2 separate regions of the Homo sapiens genome follow, and region 1 is linked to region 2. The links are chromatin loops, found by intact Hi-C in ENCODE. Cell type or tissue: heart right ventricle. All regions are shown on one strand. Each heading gives the region's core, and the rest is flanking DNA. Links, peaks and the distances in the headings are about the cores only.

Region 1 (8,628 bases), core at 1,855-4,354, 330 kb before region 2:
ATGATTAAGGACCACATGCAGCGATGGGATCAGGCGTCCGCGCTGGCCAGAGTGCTGCTCGCTCATGTGCAGACCCTTACTGCGGTGAGGCCTGCGTGAGCCTGTGCTGTGCCTGGTGTCAGGGGACAGGCTCCGAGTCAGTCACAGTGTGCAGTCCTGCTGTGGGGACAGAGTGCAGCCATTGTTGGGTTAGTACAGTGGCGGGGATGTGCCTGCCGGCGTGATGATCAGGCAGGTCTTGACACAGCACAGACCTGAGCTGTGGGACTGGCCAGGAGAGCCAGGCTGCAGCTCAGGTGTAGGGCGTCTTGCAGTGAATTGCACTTGGAGATCTTCCACCTCTTGTGGAGGGGAGACGGCAGGCGGAGCCGGGGCTAGGCATTCCTGAGACAGGTGGAGGTGACAGCTTTGCTTGGGACAGAACTGCCAGACAGGATTGCCCATGTATCTGCCAGCCCTGGCCCCAGCAGGAGCCAGTTGGATGACTCATGGCTTCCACCTGCAGTTCACTTCACTGAAGAAGGCTGCCGGCCCAGGCCACGTGGTAAATCCCATGAGGTTCTCTCTGCCTGTGTGCCCCACTGCAGGGGAGGGAGGCAGTGAGTTTGCCATCTGCTGTGTGACATTGTGAGGGTGCGCAGAGCAGCTGGGGGTAGCCCTGATGCAGTTACTGCATTAGATGGACACTGTGAAGACGTGCAGCTATGTCATGGGCTCAGCAAGAAGGGCCCCTGGCGTCACACAGGGCACCCAGCCGCATCCTGGGCCTAGGGTCAGGGGCTCCTACAGCTGGAACCTGCACCTTCTGGGGCACAAGGTGCCTTCTTTGTGGCCACCACACCCCATGTCCAGCCCAGGCCTGGACAATGATGAGATGTGCTCAGGTGCTTGGTCAGGGCTGGCTTTGGTGGTTGGAGAATCGTATCTTCCTAGTGAGTTACACCATTGCTGGGCCTGCTCTGGGCTGCCCTCCCAGCATCTGCCTTCATGATGAGGCGTGACATGTGGGCTGTAACTTGTTGCCCAGCCTCATGGAGAAACTGTCTTTCTGTAGGTTGGTTCCTGTATACCTTGGGCCAGAGAGCAAACATAGGTGGCCTGAGAGAGCCCTGGTACGTGGTGGAGAAGGACAGCGTCAAGGGTGACGTGTTTGTGGTGAGTGGGCCGGCCTCTGAGACAGCACTGGGGCTGGTTCTGGCAGGGCCAGCAGTGCTTCCAGACCAGGGCTTGAGAAGGCCTCCAGCAGCCGTGGCTTCCTGGAGGCTGTGACTAACTCTGTTCCTGTCCTTGGTCCCCTGCCTTTCCTGGGACTGGCCATGGTGGCAGGAGAGTTTTAAGGTATTCATTAGGCTGAGTTGTATGCTGGTCTCTTAATCATCCCTGAACCCCGATACACAGATACAGTTTCTCCAATTTTATGAAAGAGGACAGCGACGCCCAGAGCTTGGGTGGCTCATCCGGTGGAGAGGGCATGGCCTCAGTGCCAAGGATGGTGCCCACCATGGTAGGATCCAGTGAGTTGTTGTCAGGCAGGTGCAGATGGCCAAGCCAGGATCAAACCAAGCCTTCCACCACAGTGGGGACCTTACCACTGTGACCCTGGCCTCAAAGCAGGGCCGCTCAGTGGCGGCAAGCTCACCCCACCTTCAGGGGACCTTGCCAGTGTCTAGAGGCATTTTTGGTTGTCACAGCTTGGGTGGAAAAGCAAGGACGCGGGTGCTGCTGCATCTGTGGGTCAGGCCGGGGATGCTGCTTGCCGTGTTCAGCACAGCCTCTTCCCTGAGTGACCCGGCCTCCACCTTGGCGCGTGGAGCTGAGAAGGCCCACTCTCAGCACCCTGGCTGCCGGCTCATGTTCTGGCACGAATGCTGGGGCGCCTTCTCTTAGACGGAGGCGGGGGCCAGCAGGCCCCACCCACCGATTCCAGGACATCTCCTTACTAGGAAGACCTGTGGGGAGAAAAGCCTGGCTGCGAATGAATTAAATGATCTAGATTTCAGTTTGCTGTGAGAAGACCAGAAGGGTTAACCAACGGCCTCCTGTCCCTGGACGGGTCTTGGTGCCTGCTTAGAACCCAAAGCCCTTAACTTCATGCTCCTCGTCCTGCTTCAGGGGCGGGGCTTGGCACAATCCCAGGAGGTGCCAGGTCTCAATGGCCCGAGGCCATGGGTGGGTGACAGGGAGCAGGGGCCTCAGAACCAACCTAGGGTATCTGGGGCCCCCCAGACCAGGGCCAGTCCTGGGGCACCTGTGGGAAGCCAGCAGCTACCAGTCCCTCCTTTCTCCTCAGCCATTTGGTGTGTGGAGGAATTCCTGGGGTGGCCTTGAGAGAAGAGCCCGTGGTGTGGCTGGCCCCTGTCCCTGCGAATAGAAAAACCAGTCCTCGAGGGGGGCCGTGCTGCTGCCCCACAGGTGGTTGCAGGTAGAGGGCCTGAGTCAGACTTGAACCTGCAGCATTCACTGTCATGGGCTCGGATCTCACCCCTGCCTCTTGCCCACTCTGACATGGTACTTCCTTCCTGGGCCTTAGTCTCCTCATCTGTAAAATGGGGATTCAAAGGCCCGGCGGGTGATGAGATGAATTTCTGTGGGTAGAACACTTCGAGCGGTGCCAGCACCGTTACCTGTGTGTGTGTGTGCTGGTAGGACAGTTGTTCCCAGGGACCACACTGAGGCCGGCCTTGGGGCCAGGTGCCCCTCGGCGTCCCCACCTTCACATTCCATTCTGCAGGCCCCCCGGACAGACCACCCAGCCCTGTACAGGGACCTGCTGAGGACCAGCCGCGTGCACTGGATTGCGGAGGAGCCTCCCGCAGCACTGGTCCGGGACAAGATGATGGAGTGCCACTTCCGATTCCGCCACCAGATGGCACTAGGTGACTGACGGGAGGGCTCCTGAGGACGGGCCCCTTGAAGCTGAGCTTCCTGAGGCCAGATTTGGGCCAGGGATGGGAGACCCTGGGGTAGGAAAGTCCCGTTGTGGAGATCATTTGGAGATTACCTAAAGTATTTAGAACTCCCGTGTCCTGTGCCTGCCCTGAGCGAGGCCTGGGGGTGCTGGGAGCAGATGCAGGCAGGCCCCGGCGTGTTGGGCTGAAGCAAGTGTGTACACTGCCCCGCAGTGTCCTGCTGCGTCCAGGGCCCAGGCTGGTGCCCTGCCCTTCCCCTCTAAGCAGGGGTTTTTGACCCCGTGGGCTGGTGCTCCTTTCTCCCTGGGGGCCTGAGGTCGACCAGGAAAGGCCTGTGCCCCCTCCAAGGGCCCCTCTCTTCTACCCAGTGCCCTGTGTGCTGACCCTCAATCAAGATGGCACCGTGTGGGTGACAGCTGTGCAGGCTGTGCGTGCCCTTGCCACAGGACAGGTGCGTGGGGTGTGGGGGTGAGCCCGGGGAGGACTGTACTGCTCTGCACCCTGCCAGGGCACCCGGGTTACAGAGGAAGGGGCTGAGGCCCAGGAGTAGGGTGTGCTCGGGTCACACAGCTGGTGAGGGCAGAGTGCCACCAGCCCTGCCCTGGGGGCTCCTCCCACAGTGACAACTGTGAGAGGATTTCCACTCTGGTGTCACCAACCAGCCAGTTCCTGCTCGGGCCCTGAGAGGCTCAGCTGCTGCCCGGGCCCCAGAAGCGAGGACAGAAAATGGAAGGGGCATGAGGACAGTGCTCAAAGAGGCAGAGGGTCGGGGCCCCTGTGGGCCGAGTGTGCAGGAGCTCCCAGGGTGGGCGCCTGGTGGGTGTAGGCCTGAGGAATCTCCAGGGGCAGGTGGTGGGAGGGAACCTGGGGTGAGGGAAGCGGAAGCATCCTCTGGCTGCCACCATGCTCCTTCCTGTCACAGCTCCACATTCCCAAGGGGTGCAGAGACCTGCCAGTCCCTTGGAGTCCCAGGAGAGGCCCCTGTGACTGTCCCACTCAGGGAGAGGTACCCTGAAGACCCTCCCTAGTGAAGCCACTGGGTGCCCCAGGCCTCTCCTCTCCTGTTCAGCAGCAGCAGCAGCAGCAAAACCCTGCTCCCCTGGGAGCTCAGTGCCTGGTGCTCCGAGCACAGGCCAGGCCCCATAGGGGAGCACTCTGCCCCTGCCTGCCCTCGGCTGGCTCCCTGTGGCACCCCTGATGCCAGGGTCTCTCCCCTACAGTTTGCTGTGTTCTACAAGGGGGACGAGTGCCTGGGCAGCGGGAAGATCCTGCGGCTGGGGCCGTCTGCCTACACGCTCCAGAAGGGCCAGCGCAGAGCTGGGATGGCCACTGAGAGCCCCAGTGACAGCCCAGAAGATGGTCCAGGCCTGAGTCCCTTGCTCTGACAGAGATGGATCTGCTAGAAGGAACCTGGAGAGCAGGACCCATGGCTGGGCGGCTGGTGAGCAGTCCAGGTGCCCAAGGGCCAGCTTGCTGCTGCCCAAAGCAGAGGAAGCCGGGCTGGCTGAGGGTCCGAAAAGCCTGCAGGGGCCCGGCGAGCCCCAGGAAGAGCCTCAGCTCCAGGCTGGGGCTCTGGCTGCTGGAGCATCTGCTGGCTGGTGGGGTGGCCCGAGTTCCCCTTCACCGCCCCCAGGGAGGGTTTCCCACCTCAGAGTACACCGAGGGGACCTGCAGAGGGGGCTGTCGGGACAGCGTGGAATAAACATTATTTCAAGGACACATAGTCTGATCGCTGCTTCCACTGGGGCCCAGGGGGCTCCACATCACTGACTCCCTGGCGTGGAAAGGCAGGTGGACTGCAGACGCAGCCATGGCAACCTGCGTACCTCTCCCTGAGGTCCCAGCTGCTCCATCCTCTGCCCCCGTATCCCTGCTCCTGGACTCCAGAGTAGGTGCCTGCGATGCTGACCTGTGTCCTTGGCTCTCTTCCTCTTGCTGGGCTTGAGTCCTTCGTAGCGTGTTGTTGGTGCCTCAAGACAGGTTCCTGCGGGGACCAGAGGTGCATTCCCCTTCTCTGGGTGGGAAGGTTCCAGAGGCAGCCAGGTGGTGCGCAGAGGGCCTTGCCCAGATGCCCTGAGTTCTTGCTGGTGCGTCAGGGTGGGGGCTGCCATGGGGCCCACTGTCCATCCTGACCCCTCCTCCCATCTCCCCACTGGGTGTCCCCTGACCTGGGGCACCCTTCCTTCTAGCCTAGGCCCCCACGCAGCAGGGAGTGTCCTGAGGGTGAGGAGTGGGCCAGAACCCCGCAGGCCAGGTGAGGAAACGGGGCCTAAGGTGGAGCCGTGGCCCTTGCTGGGCTGGGGTGGGGAGGTGGGGGGTGTGGGGTCAGTGCTGCCCTGGCCAGGGGCAAGCCCCAGCTCTACCAGGCAGGCAGAGCGCTGGCCAGTGGGACCAGACAGGCCCCTGGGGATCCTCGGCCCAGCTGGGCATGGAGGCCGAGCTAAAGCGCCGCGTTTGTTCTGCCAGCTCAGCCCAGCACGGAGCCTCCCTGGGCTCAGGGGTTCCCTGATTTATGGCTGTGGTCGGGCCTCCAGCCTGGGAACTGAGGGTGGGAGAGCCCTTGTGGTGCCTACTGCTCTGCCCTAGGTGAACCCTCCCAGGTCACAGAAACATGAGTAGGTGGGAGGTGGGGCAGCCAGGCAGAAGGTGGTGTGGGCACCAGGCCAGCAGCGCTAAGGCTGCCCCCGCTCCAACCTCCAGCGGGCTCCACCGTCCTGCCAGCCTCAGGGCCTGTGCATCGGCCAGTGGAGGAAGCGGGGACACAAACCTGCCTCTGCCCCCTTGAGCCCCCAGGCTCCATGGTGACAGCTTCCTGACTGGCAGGGCTCCCCTCTCTAGCAGGCACAATGGCCTGCCCTGCCCCCTACAAGGCCACTGGCCAACTCTGGAGGGCTTTGGTGCGATGTCTCAGAGATTCAGCAGAAACTGTTGGCCAGGGGACCAAGTCTCCAGGCTGCTCTTCTGGCCTCTTTCCTACCCTCCCCAGCACCCAAGGCTGGCACACTCCAGAGGCTGTGCCCCTCAGATGACTTCTTGAAGACCTGGGGGCCTCCAGGAGCACAGGTAGCTAGGTAGCCCCTTCTGCCTGCAAGGGTACCCCCAGTGGCCTGGCCTTAGCCCCTTGCCACACCTATCCATGAAGACGATGGGGGAACATTTTCCAGGCCAAGAGCTGGGTGCCTGTACACCTACACCTACTCCCTGCTTGTGATACAAATGAAAGCAAAGCCCTCGCTCTCCTCTCCCCCTACGTTGTTCCCGGATAATCTCAGTGATACATGGGTCCTAGGATGATGCCCCCTCACCTCACACCTGGGAGGCTCCTTCCCGAGGCCCTGAGCTGGTTTCAAACACCCTGAGCCTGCCTTCTCCCCAGTCTCTGGCTCCCATGTTGCCCTGTGCCGGAGCCTTGCCTGGGCCCAAGCCCCTTCCTTCTTGGGGAGGTTTCTTTTTTTTTCTTTTCAAGAGACAGGGTCTTGCTCTGTTACCCAGGCTGGAGCGCAGTGGTGTGATCACAGCTCACTGCAGCCTTGACCTCCCAAGTAGCTGGGACAACAGGCATACACCACCACACCCAGCTAACTTTAATTTTGTTTTAGAAACAGTCTTGCTATGTTGTCTAGGCTGGTCTTGAGCTCCTGGCCTCAAGCGATCTTGCCTCAGCCTCCCAAAGCACTGGGACTACAGGCATGATCCACTGTGCTAAGTTTTAAAAACTGTAGAGATGGAGTCCTGCTGTGTTGCCCAGTCTGGTCTGGAACTCCCGCCTCAGCCAGCCACTGTTGGGATTACAGACATGGACCACTGCCTGACCCTCCTGGGGGTCTTAACAAGCCTTGCCTCCAGGCTGAGGAGCCCAAGGCGAGGCTGAAGCTGTGACTGAAGCAGCTGCGGTCACCCCTGTCACCTGGGCCGGGGGAGTCGACGCCCTGTGGCTTGGCCGGTGTTTGTGCTGTCATCTGTTCAGGCAGGATCACAGAGGGGCTCGTTCAGCCCTCACCCGTCACGGTCTGCTGCGGATGCTCTGCGGAGCACTTCGTGGTCCTCACATGGACATCCTGGCCTGGCTGATGGACAGGCCTGCTCCGGGCTACCTGGACTGCTTTCTCTCTCTCAGATGCTTCTAGTATTTTCCTGCTAATCATGGCTTTGGGGTTGAGGTAGAAATATTCTATCATGTTAGCCACTGAGCATTCTAGGATGTAAACGTTAGCAGGTGAACTGAGGAGAAAGCAACAACTTGAAAAATGACCTCAGGCACATGGGTGGTTTTTCCTCTCTCAGATTTGACCCGGGGGTGGCCCTAATCTGTGGTCCTGTGCAGCCAGCACCAGGGCAACAACTCCAGAGAGGCCTGGGAAACGGGGGCACTGTGGACTAGAGAGGGTTGGGGTTCCCATTTTTCTCTCTTTGCTGTCACTACTTTTCCTTAAGGGTGAGCCCTGTTTCCTTAAGGGTGGAAGCGTGAGACAGTGCAGGTGGCTAGAGCTCTGGGAGAAACCCATCTTTCTGGACAGAGAAACCAAGAAAAGGGACCCCAGAAGTGAGAAAATGCAAGGCAAATTCCAGCAAGGAGAGTGCTGGAGAAGCAGACCCCCAGATTCTCTACATGTGCTGACACACGTCCCTGCCCACCCCACCTGTGAGTGCAGGCAACGACCCAAAACAGCACAGCCAAGGCCAAGGGCTGACCTGGTGGTGGACCTGCTGCTCGTGGAAAGAGAGACAGAACCAGTGGTCAGAACCTAAACCAGGTTGCCTGCTGCTGAAACAAACACATGAAATGACACTTACAACGAGGGTGTTAACAACCCAGAGTCTAACCTAACATTCCACATGACGAGTGAGGATTCAACTTGCAGTTACTCAGCACACAACCAGGAAAATGCAAACAGAAAAGACGATTTCAGCCCCAAGATGCTCAAACGTTCAAATTATCCCAGAATTCACTGCAGTCCTAGTTATAACCATGCTTCATGAAGTAAAGGTGAACACTCTTGGAATGAGTGGAAAACCAGAAGTACCCAGCAGAGAAATAAAAAGGAACCTAATGGAAATTTTAAAACTTAATTACAGTATTTGAAATAAATTCACTGGGTGAGTTCAGTAGCAGAATTAAGACGACAGAGGAAAAAAAATCAGTGAACTTGAAGACGGAGCACCAGAAATAGCCAAATCTGAAGGACAGACAGAAAAAAGAATGAAGAAAGGTGAACAGAGCCTCAGGGACCAGTGGGAAAACATCAAGAGGTCTAACGTCTGAGTCACTGGAGTCACAGAAGGAGAGGAGAAAGATCAGTGCAAGAAAAGAAAACTGAAGAAATAATGGCAAAAAAAAAAAGTCCTCAAATTTGGTGAAAGACAAAAACTGCCCATCTAGGCTGTGGCAGGCCTACTAGGGAATGGACAAAAAGTTCCGGCACGTTCCACTGGCTGAGGGAGCATGGGACACGGACAGCTCAGCTGCACGTCCGTAAACCGTCCCTTCCACGGCCACCCTGGGCATGGGGAGGGGCGGGGGTGTTTGTGGAGAAAAACCAGCACCGCAGAAGTACAAATTCAAAAATCTTAATTTATTGTAGACTCTTCTCATTTGTAATTCCAGTGTTTTGAACATTAATAAATACACGTTCTGTTAAAAACCTCCAGTGTCTAATCTCTCCCATAAAGTCTTAAGTAATAAAAATAGGTTTACATTTTTCCCATCTCAATAAAACTG
Region 2 (8,628 bases), core at 2,424-4,923:
GGGACAGAAAGATGTCGTCAAGGAGGGACATGGGGGCCTTTCACCAACCACCGAGAAACGGGCCTGGCGGCCCTCCTTCCTCTTACATGAGACCCTCCTGTGGCATTTGCCCTTGGTGCCGGGCTGGGGCCGGGCGCAGTGACCCTGCCTGCGCTCCACACTCGCTCCACGGGAACAGAGAGGGTGAGAAGGGCCCACCCCTCGCCTGCCCTCAGTGTCTTTGGTGGCACCTTCCTTGCTGGCCTCCAGGGCGCTCAGCACCGCGTCTGTAAGGGCCTGCCTGCTGCTCTCGGCCTGACACGCCGGCCAGGAGGTCTGTAGCTGGGGACCAGTAAGGGCACAGGATGGTGCAGGTAAAAGCACATCTTTCTCACACTTTGCTCTTTGGAAGGCCCAGGAGAACATCCGCGAAGGCTGTTGGAGGTGCTCCGAGCACTGTGGCATGTCTGGCACATGGCCCCCAGGCTGCGGTTGCCTGGGTTGGTTGGGGGAGGAAGTGGGGAGGAGTGTTCCGGGACCATGGTGGCCCAGGCTGCAGCCGCCTTTGGGCCATCCGAGAGGCTCTGGCAGCCCCTGTGCTTTAGGGAGCAACCGTGAGCCGAGCCCAGAGGCCTGGGCCTGCACTGCCTGCAGCCGACATGCGACAGCGTTCCCTCCCCCGCGTGCCTAGCCGGTGCCGGTCCGGGCACAGACCCCCCCAGCCCCCGCCCTGCCCCAGGGAAGCCTGGGCTTCCCGGGAACAAGGTGGCATTTGTGGAGGGAGCGCCCGCAGGCCTGGTCTGCTGGGGCCGCCTGCGCTGGGCTGAAGGGAGGGAAAGGCGGCTTGGGCCTCCTGGAAGGAGGTGGCCACCCCGCGGGCCTGCGTGTCTGCTGGGGCGGATCCCGCAGCTCCCTCAGCTTGTCCTGAGTCCCTTGGGTGTCGTTGAGATTGTTGTTTTTTGAAGAAACAGAAGATTCTATTTTTTACAGCGAGCAAGCTGGTTTTCTTATTTTTGTATCCTTTTTCAGATGTAATTTTTATCTTTGCTCCGATCCTCATTTGCTGGTGTGGGTGAGGGATCCGGCGGCATGGGCTGGTTTCACCCCCTTCACGAGGGGCCGCAGAGTCACACGCTGGTGCCGGGGGTGCTTTGGGGGGAGCTGCGCCGATCACCAGATTAAGCACATGTCCTATCCCAGGCGGTGGAGCGGAGCCCCCGTGGCTCTGGACTGCGCGGACGTTGGCGTCAGGATGACCACACGGCGGCCTTTCCCGAATGGGGACAGAACCCGCTCTGAGCCGTGGGTCTGGCTCCTGTAGGGGACTGGCTCTCTTGGTGCACCAGGGGAGGGGGACATATCCCAGTGAACCCCACCTTGGCGCCTGAGGCAACACAGGGTGGGCACTGACCCACCCCCAGGGGCGGCTGCAGAGGCAGTGCCCGCAGACAATGGCCACACCTCTCTCCCCAGGGCCCGGCAGTGCCCAAGGATGGGTCCGGGGCCTCGGGGCCAATGAGCGCCTCTTCCTAGGTGCTGGGATTCAGTCCCCAAACACAGCGGGAGGGGTCCCTGGGGCAGATGGGGCTTTACCAGCGTCGGGTGGTTTAGTTCGAGTCCCTTTTGTGGAGAAAGGGAGATGAAAACTGACCACGTGCCAGGTGTGGCCGAAGCCCCCAGGGAGGGCCACATTCGGGGAGCGGGGGGTCGGGGGAGGGCCACCGACTGGCTCTGCTGCCAGCACAGGCCCCTCCCTGGAAGTCCTCGGGAGCGGAGCGCGGATCGGCACGGGCTCTGGGCTCCCCGTGGAGAGAAGCTGTAGTTTTTACCAAATTGTGTACATCTGGGCAGATGTTTAATTTCTGTGACTAATCACTGAACTAGACGAATGTTAAATTTTTTATGTCTGAAGCCTGAGTCTATTTTGGATCTGTAAATAATCATTGCCAGTGTGACTTTTGTTCAACAAAAGGATTGTACTGTATTAAGAACCGATGAAAAAAATTCTCCTGTAACATTTTTTTAAGAAAACTTTGTTTGTTTAAAGAAAAAGTATTGTATAAATTATAATTTTTATTTAAATAAACCTAAAATGCTTTGTGCTAAGGCTCAGGGCTGTCTGCCTCCTTGGCAGGGCCACACGCATTGTAGGCGGCCTGAGCCAGCTGGGCCACCAACCCCAGGCCCTCAGTGCCGCTGCCAGCCCGCCACTCCCTGGGGCCCCACGGCTGCCGGCGGCGGGGCGTTTGGGTACTGATGCGGCCTGAGTGACGGCTGTGGGGTGAGGTGGGGCTGAGAAGCAGAGTCCTGTTGGACGTGGGCATTGGAGGCTGGGAGCAGGGGGCAGGGCCTGAGTTCCAGAAGACAGGAGGCCAGGTGGCGAGGGACGCGGCCTGCAGGGAGGGTACCCAGGGCTGGCACAGGGCGAAGTGGGGGAGGTTGAGGCAGAGGCAGTGCCTTGGGGTCAGGGGGCATGCAGGCTTTGGCCCCTCTCCACTTTGGTGTCCTGGCTGCCTGGGGGTTCTGGACACAGGGGTTTCCAGCAACACTTGGGGCTTGGTCCATCTGGATGCTGAGACTAGACACAGAAGGGTGCAAGGACCTGCCTGGCTTTTGAAACCCCTGGAGTTGGGCATGAGCCTGTGCCAGGTGCACCTGGTGCTGCCTAGCCTCCTGTGCCTCAAGCCCACAGGAGCCCCCTTGGAGGCAGAGACCTCCCCAGGTTACACAGCAAGGGAGCTGGAGCCAGGCGGAAACTAGGTCTAGTGGGCCACGCCACCCTAAGGGGCACAGCTTCGGAAAGTAGGACATATGCGTACTCCATCGACATAGCCAGCCACTGATCCATCCATTCATCCACATCTGTCCGTCCGTCCGTCCGTCCGTCCATCCATCCATCCATCCATCCATCCATCCACCCACCCATTCATCCATCCACCCACCCATTCATCCCTCCATCCATTCATCCATCCACCTACCCACTCATCCATCAATCCATCCACCCACCTATTCATCCACCCATCCATCCATCCATCCACCCACCCACCCATCCATCCACCCACCCATCCATCCATCCACCCACCCATCCATCCATCCATCCACCCACCCACCTATCCATTCACCTACCCATCCATCCATCCATCCATCCATCCATCCATCCATCCATCCATCTTTCCACCCACCCACCCACCCACCTATCCATCTACCTACCCATCCATCCATCCATCCATCCATCCACCCATCCACCCATTTACCCACCCACCCACCCACCCAGCCAGCCAAGTCCTTGGTGCTGGGACACAGCAGTGATGGGCTAGGAACCTGCCAAACACACCCTCACATCCTTCCCAGGAACACATCCATGCTGTGATAGCCACCGACCCCTTCCACCCACCCCTCTGTCCTCTGCAACAGGTCCTCCCCCAGCTTGCTCCTAACTTGGAACAAGGCTCAGACCTACCTAACCCGTTGGCAGCCCACACTGACCCCTCCACACAGACAGGGGGCAGTGTGGGCCCATGGCAGGTGTCACTGGAGCCGGGCCATGGAGGAGGCGGAGGGGCCTCCCAGGGGCTTCTGAGTGCTCAAAAAGGCCAACCTTGTGGGAGACCACCCACCCTCGGCCCACAGGCTCTATGCCTAAACCAACAACTTGCCTGTTTTGCGTATATTTCACCATTTAGTGTCAATAAAGGTGCCTACATATACCTCTATCACCATTTACGGGTGATTGTGATAACTATTTCAGTGCAGCTGGTTTCCTTGGCAATCGTGCATGTTTTAATGCATGCATTTTACCTTACTCAGCGGCATCTCTCGGCTGTACCTGGCTACCAGAGGGGCTGTGCAACAAGGAAAGGTCACAAACCTGTGGGGCAGGCCTGGTGCCCTCTAGGACTTTTGTTCTGGGAGTGATGGGGCACTGCAGAGCTTCCAGCAGAAGCTGGCACTCTGGCTGCAAATCAGAAGAGGGGTCACCCAGGGTGGGGGTGCGTCAGGGAGAGTCCAGAGGGGAATGAAATTGTTAATGATTTTATTCTTGAACCAGGGGTTCTCTTCATAGGTACTTGCTATATGTTTTTAAATATTTACTGGATGAATGTAACGGATGAATGAGTAAATAAATCAGAGAGGGCCTCACATGGACCAAAGTGAGTGACGCTGGGAACCCAGGGTTGTGGTCCATTCTGCTCGTCCTGCAGAACTCCAGGAGGCAGCATTCTATGGGCTTATGAGCTCCAGCAGTGTTTGGAGGACAGGGTTGGCCAGAGACTACAGGAGCCACAGACTAAGGGCACAGCCAAGGAAGGACCCCAAGACCCCGTCCTGTGTTGGTGTGAGCTGGGAAAGCCGCCCAGGGAAAGGGCTGTGCAGCCACCCAGTGCTGCTGAAATCAGAAATCTGCCCTCAAAACCCCTGGAACCAGGAAGCCCAGCTCTGCCCTCCTCCTGGGGCCCTCGGGTCCACGTCAGCTGGAAGGGAGACACCTGGGATCACAGAGGGGCAGCTGGGGTGGGGCTGGAGCCAAGAGGCAGTGATGGGCAGCTGACCACTCCCTCAGACAGGAGCTGGCCCATGCCCCTGCCATCCTCTCTGCTCAACTCTCTACCACATGTCACAGCTGGCATCGCAAGCTAGGGGAAATAGCTGGACCATGCACGATTGTAAAGAAGACATTCAGCTGTTACTATCTGTAAATGATATGATGACAGAAAACCCCGAAATTCACAGGTAAATCATCATCATAGGAGTGTGGAAGCTGCTGGTACAAAATGAGTCAGGGGAGGCCGTGAAGAAGCTCTCGAAGACCTGCCTGTAGCAGAACTCACCCCAGAACCCTCGGGACTGCGACGAGGGCGCCCGCCCAGTGACGGCCACTCCTGCGGTGAACAGTACTGCCTCCTGCCAGGAGCTGCTGTGACCTGTGAACTTCGTTCTAGAGCAGCTTACATGGACTTCTTTGCCTTTTAAAGTGTTGCCTTTATCGCGAACACCCCCCAAAATGCCTTCCAGTGTAGCACGCATATCCTGACTGCAATCCCCTTGCTGTTCCTGAATAAACTCTTTCTTAGGAGAACACTCTGATGTCACTTTAGGTTGACGGGAGGCAAGGTTTCTGGATATAACCCAACACATAAAAAACAATTGTGGCGGGCAGATCACGAGGCCAGGAGTTTGAGACCAGCCTGGACAACATGGGGAAACCCCATCTCTACTAAAGATACAAAAAACTAGCTGGGCATGGTGGCATGCACCTATAATGCTAGCTACTTGGGAGGCTGAGGCAGGAGAATCACTTGAACCCCGGAGGCAGAGGTTGCAGTGAGCCGAGATCACACCATTGTACTCCAGCCTGGGCAACAGGGCGAGACTCCGTCTCATAACAAACAAAAAATTGCATTTCTATGCAAAACAAAACAAATTTTAAGATAGCCTCAAAGGCCAAGTGTGGTGGCTCACGCCTGTAATCCCAGCGCTTTGGGAGGCCAAGATGGGAGGTTCACTTGAGGCCAGGAGTTTGAGACCAGGCTGGGCAACATGGTGAGACCCTATCTTTACAAAACATTAAAAAGCCTCAAAATAAGAACTTTTGGCTGGGCACAGTAGCTTACTCCTGTAATCCCAGCAGTTTGGAAGGCTGAGGCAGGAGGATTGCTTGAGCCCGGGAGTTCGAGACCAGCCTGGGTAACAGAGTGAGACCCCTGTCTCTACAAAAAATTTTAACAAAATAGCCAGGCATGGTGTTGCACGCCTGTAGTCCCAGTTACTCAGGAGGCTGAGGTGGGATTGCTTCAGTCTGAGAGATTGAAGTTACAGTGAGCCGTGATCACGCCACTGTACCCCAGCCTGAGCAACTGAATAAGACCTTGTTTAAAACAAGGTTAAAAACAAACAAAAGTCAAGTTTTAGGAATAAATCTAAAAATTTAAAGACTTTCATGGAAAAAATTATAAAATAATTAAAAGACATGAATGAGGATCTTTCATGGACCAGAAAAGTCAGTTTCACAATGCAAATGTCCTTTCGAAGTTCCTCAAATACAAATGCAAATGCCCTCTCAAACATGTGGAGTGGGCCGGGCGCAGTGGCTCACGCCTGTAATCCCAGCACTTTGGGAGGTCGAGGCTGGTGGATCACGAGGCCAGGAGCTCGAGACCATCCTGGCTAACACAGTGAAACCCCGTCTCTACTAAATATACAAAAAATTAGCTGGGCGTGGTGGCGGGCACCTGTAGTACCAGCTACTCCGGAGGCTGAGGCAGGAGAATGGCGTGAACCCAGGAGGCGAGCTTGCAGTGAGCCAAGATTGTAGTGAGCCGAGATTGCGCCACTGCACTCCAGCCTGGGTGACAGAGCGAAACTCCGTCTCAAAATAAATAAATAAATAAAAATAGACATGTGGAGTGAAAGAAGCAAGTTACAGAAAACAACACGTTTCCTTTGGATAAGGAGCAAAACCTGCAAAACTAAACTCGCTGTTGCAGATACAGCCATGGACAGAGGCAGGAAGGGATGCGCTTGGCGTGACCTCGTAGCGCCCTCCCAGGGGGAGCGGGGGGACTCCAGAGCAGGGCACAGAAGGCTTCGGGGCGGCGTTCAGTTGCCTGGCATAGGTGGTGGTGACACCTTGCTTCATTTTATTCTTGTTCTTTAAATTGTGTGTGTTTTCATGAAAAATATTCTGCTTTGAAAATAACAGGTATGTGTAAAGGAAAGAAAGCAAGCCAAGTCTGCCCAAGTAACTTTATTCGTGTCTTCTCAAACATTTCAGATCAAATAATGCCATTTTCTAATCTTGAAACCAGCAAGATTAGAAAGAGAATGAGGCCATCCTTTCACTCAGACTTTCCCAGTTACTCAAGATTGTATTCAGGAACGAAGTCAAACTCGGCCTCACTTCTTAATTAGAATAAACTAGAATCAGGTCCATTGCATAACTGCTAATTGTTTTGCACCAGGGAGCCACAAAGGAAGCTAAAACTAGCCTTTCTAAGTTATCCTAAGTTTTTACTATCTAACCAGCACTTCTGATTTTTTTTCCCTTAAAACTCTAAAGTACAGGTGTTGTATGTCTGCCGCATCTGAAAGGCTGCCCCGGAAATCAGAGCCTATCTAGCGGGAATGTCTGGGCAGTCACCCCCATCCTGCGCGCAGATAGCAAAGGGCTGCTGGCAGGTGTCAGACACACGGTACCGCAACAGCAGTCCCGAGGTCTGAGATTCTGAATGTCAGCAGGTGGCTGGAGAGTATCACCAGAGCCACTCAGGAACCAGCCATGCGGAATGGCTGGGTTTCTTATTGAACATGAAATGCTTCCTCTTTGGCCTGGACTGTTTTGCTAAAATTGTTAGTGGGTTTTGGGGCAGGCCAGTGTATGGGAAACTTTTTTTTTTGTTGGGGGGGGCGATGGAGTCTCCCTCTGTTTGCCCAGGCTGGAGTGCAGTGGCGCAATCTTGGCTCACCGCAACCTCCACCTCTTTCTTGGGTTCAAGCGATTCTCCTGCCTCAGCATCCCTAGTAGCTGAGATTACAGGCGTGCGCCAACAAGACTGGCTAAGTTGTGTATTTTTAGTAGAGACGAGGTTTCACCATGTTGGGCAGGCTGATCTCAAACTCCTGACCTTAGGTGATCCACCCGCCTCGGCCTCCCAAAGTGCTGGGATTACAGGCGTGAGCCACCGCGCCCAGCCGGGAAACATTTACCAGGGACAATAAAGGCTTAGAAGAACCTTTTGGGGAAACTTTGTGAGGAGCACAATTCCAGAGGGCCCACAGCAGCCACAGCCTCCTGGCGTGACACCAGGCACACTGCCGGCTGCACAGGTTGCTGGGCACAGGCAGGCACAGCCAGTCTGGAAGAGCAGCCCGTCTTAAATCTTTGGTTTCTTTCCAACCAGGAGCAAACATTGGTAGAAAGAGCCAGGGCATATTTACTCTTTACACCCAGAATTTTCATTCATTATTGAACCATTTGGCTTGCACAGTGCTCTCTGATAATGTGGTCCATAAAAACCACCATTAAAGCTGCCCTTTCACCTGATCTGGGTGGGGCTAAACGAGGAAACGAGAAGTTTCCTGTATGCTTCAAAATATAAATCAATGCCAGGAAATTCTGAAAATGGATGCTGCCTGTTAAACATGAAATCACTAAGGGAGCTTCTGCAAAACCCACCCGGCAGCATGAGGAACGGTGTCTACAGCGTGCTCCAAACGGCCACGGCCCCGCTCCTTACAGATCAAAGTTTAAGCCGCATATTCTCATATTTCAAACAAAACTACGTTACAGACATCATCTACGTGGGCACGGATACACACTAAACAAGGACGTAGTACACAATTGAGGGGTGCCCCGGGGAGCGCGGCAGGAATGCCTTCCGGGAAGAATCCTCTGGTCGCCGGAGCCCTCGCGCTGCAGAGGAAACCAGCGATCCATCGTGGCTTCGAGGCAAAAGACAGACATCCGAGACGCAGTTTACACTACTCTGGCTTAAAAGGACAAGATGTTCAATAAATATAGAGAACTCAGTGTGAAGAAAAGACAAGGACAAATCTGGACCACGTGTACAGACTTCAGGCCCTGCCTCAGAGGAGTCCTGCGGGAGTCCAGGACCGGCCCCTCCTCCACGGATGGCCAGCTTCCTCCTGACT

The links. A loop is a pair of places that touch in the nucleus more often than their neighbours do. Peaks named below come from ENCODE experiments on the same cell type or tissue, not always from the same donor. Only the 100,000 strongest peaks of a DNase experiment are listed, where the experiment ranks them.
Region 1: it touches region 2 in a loop (2.6-fold over the local background); 5 of 110 quality-filtered maps call a loop at or near these places.

What each region holds. Positions count from the first base shown.
Region 1 is chr22:46,352,713-46,361,340 of GRCh38, forward strand. It overlaps TRMU (tRNA mitochondrial 2-thiouridylase), which reads left to right. Exons shown (of 11, transcript NM_018006.5): 8 at 1,055-1,155; 9 at 2,732-2,876; 10 at 3,278-3,360; 11 at 4,130-4,628. The coding sequence ends at 4,294. CELSR1 (cadherin EGF LAG seven-pass G-type receptor 1) reads right to left here. Exons shown (of 35, transcript NM_001378328.1): 35 at 8,462-8,628. Among named protein-coding and RNA genes, the nearest start is that of TRMU, 21 kb to the left of the region's middle. In heart right ventricle, for the core only: a CTCF peak has its summit at 2,863 (motif pointing right); a DNase peak (open chromatin) is centred at 2,869; H3K27ac peaks cover 1,307 bases.
Region 2 is chr22:46,677,701-46,686,328 of GRCh38, forward strand. It overlaps GRAMD4 (GRAM domain containing 4), which reads left to right. Exons shown (of 19, transcript NM_015124.5): 19 at 1-2,085. It overlaps CERK (ceramide kinase), which reads right to left. Exons shown (of 13, transcript NM_022766.6): 13 at 6,710-8,628. Among named protein-coding and RNA genes, the nearest start is that of CERK, 56 kb to the right of the region's middle. RefSeq lists an enhancer at 5,830-6,331 and a silencer at 8,612-8,628. In heart right ventricle, for the core only: a CTCF peak has its summit at 3,498; no DNase peak of the experiment used is centred there; H3K27ac peaks cover 921 bases.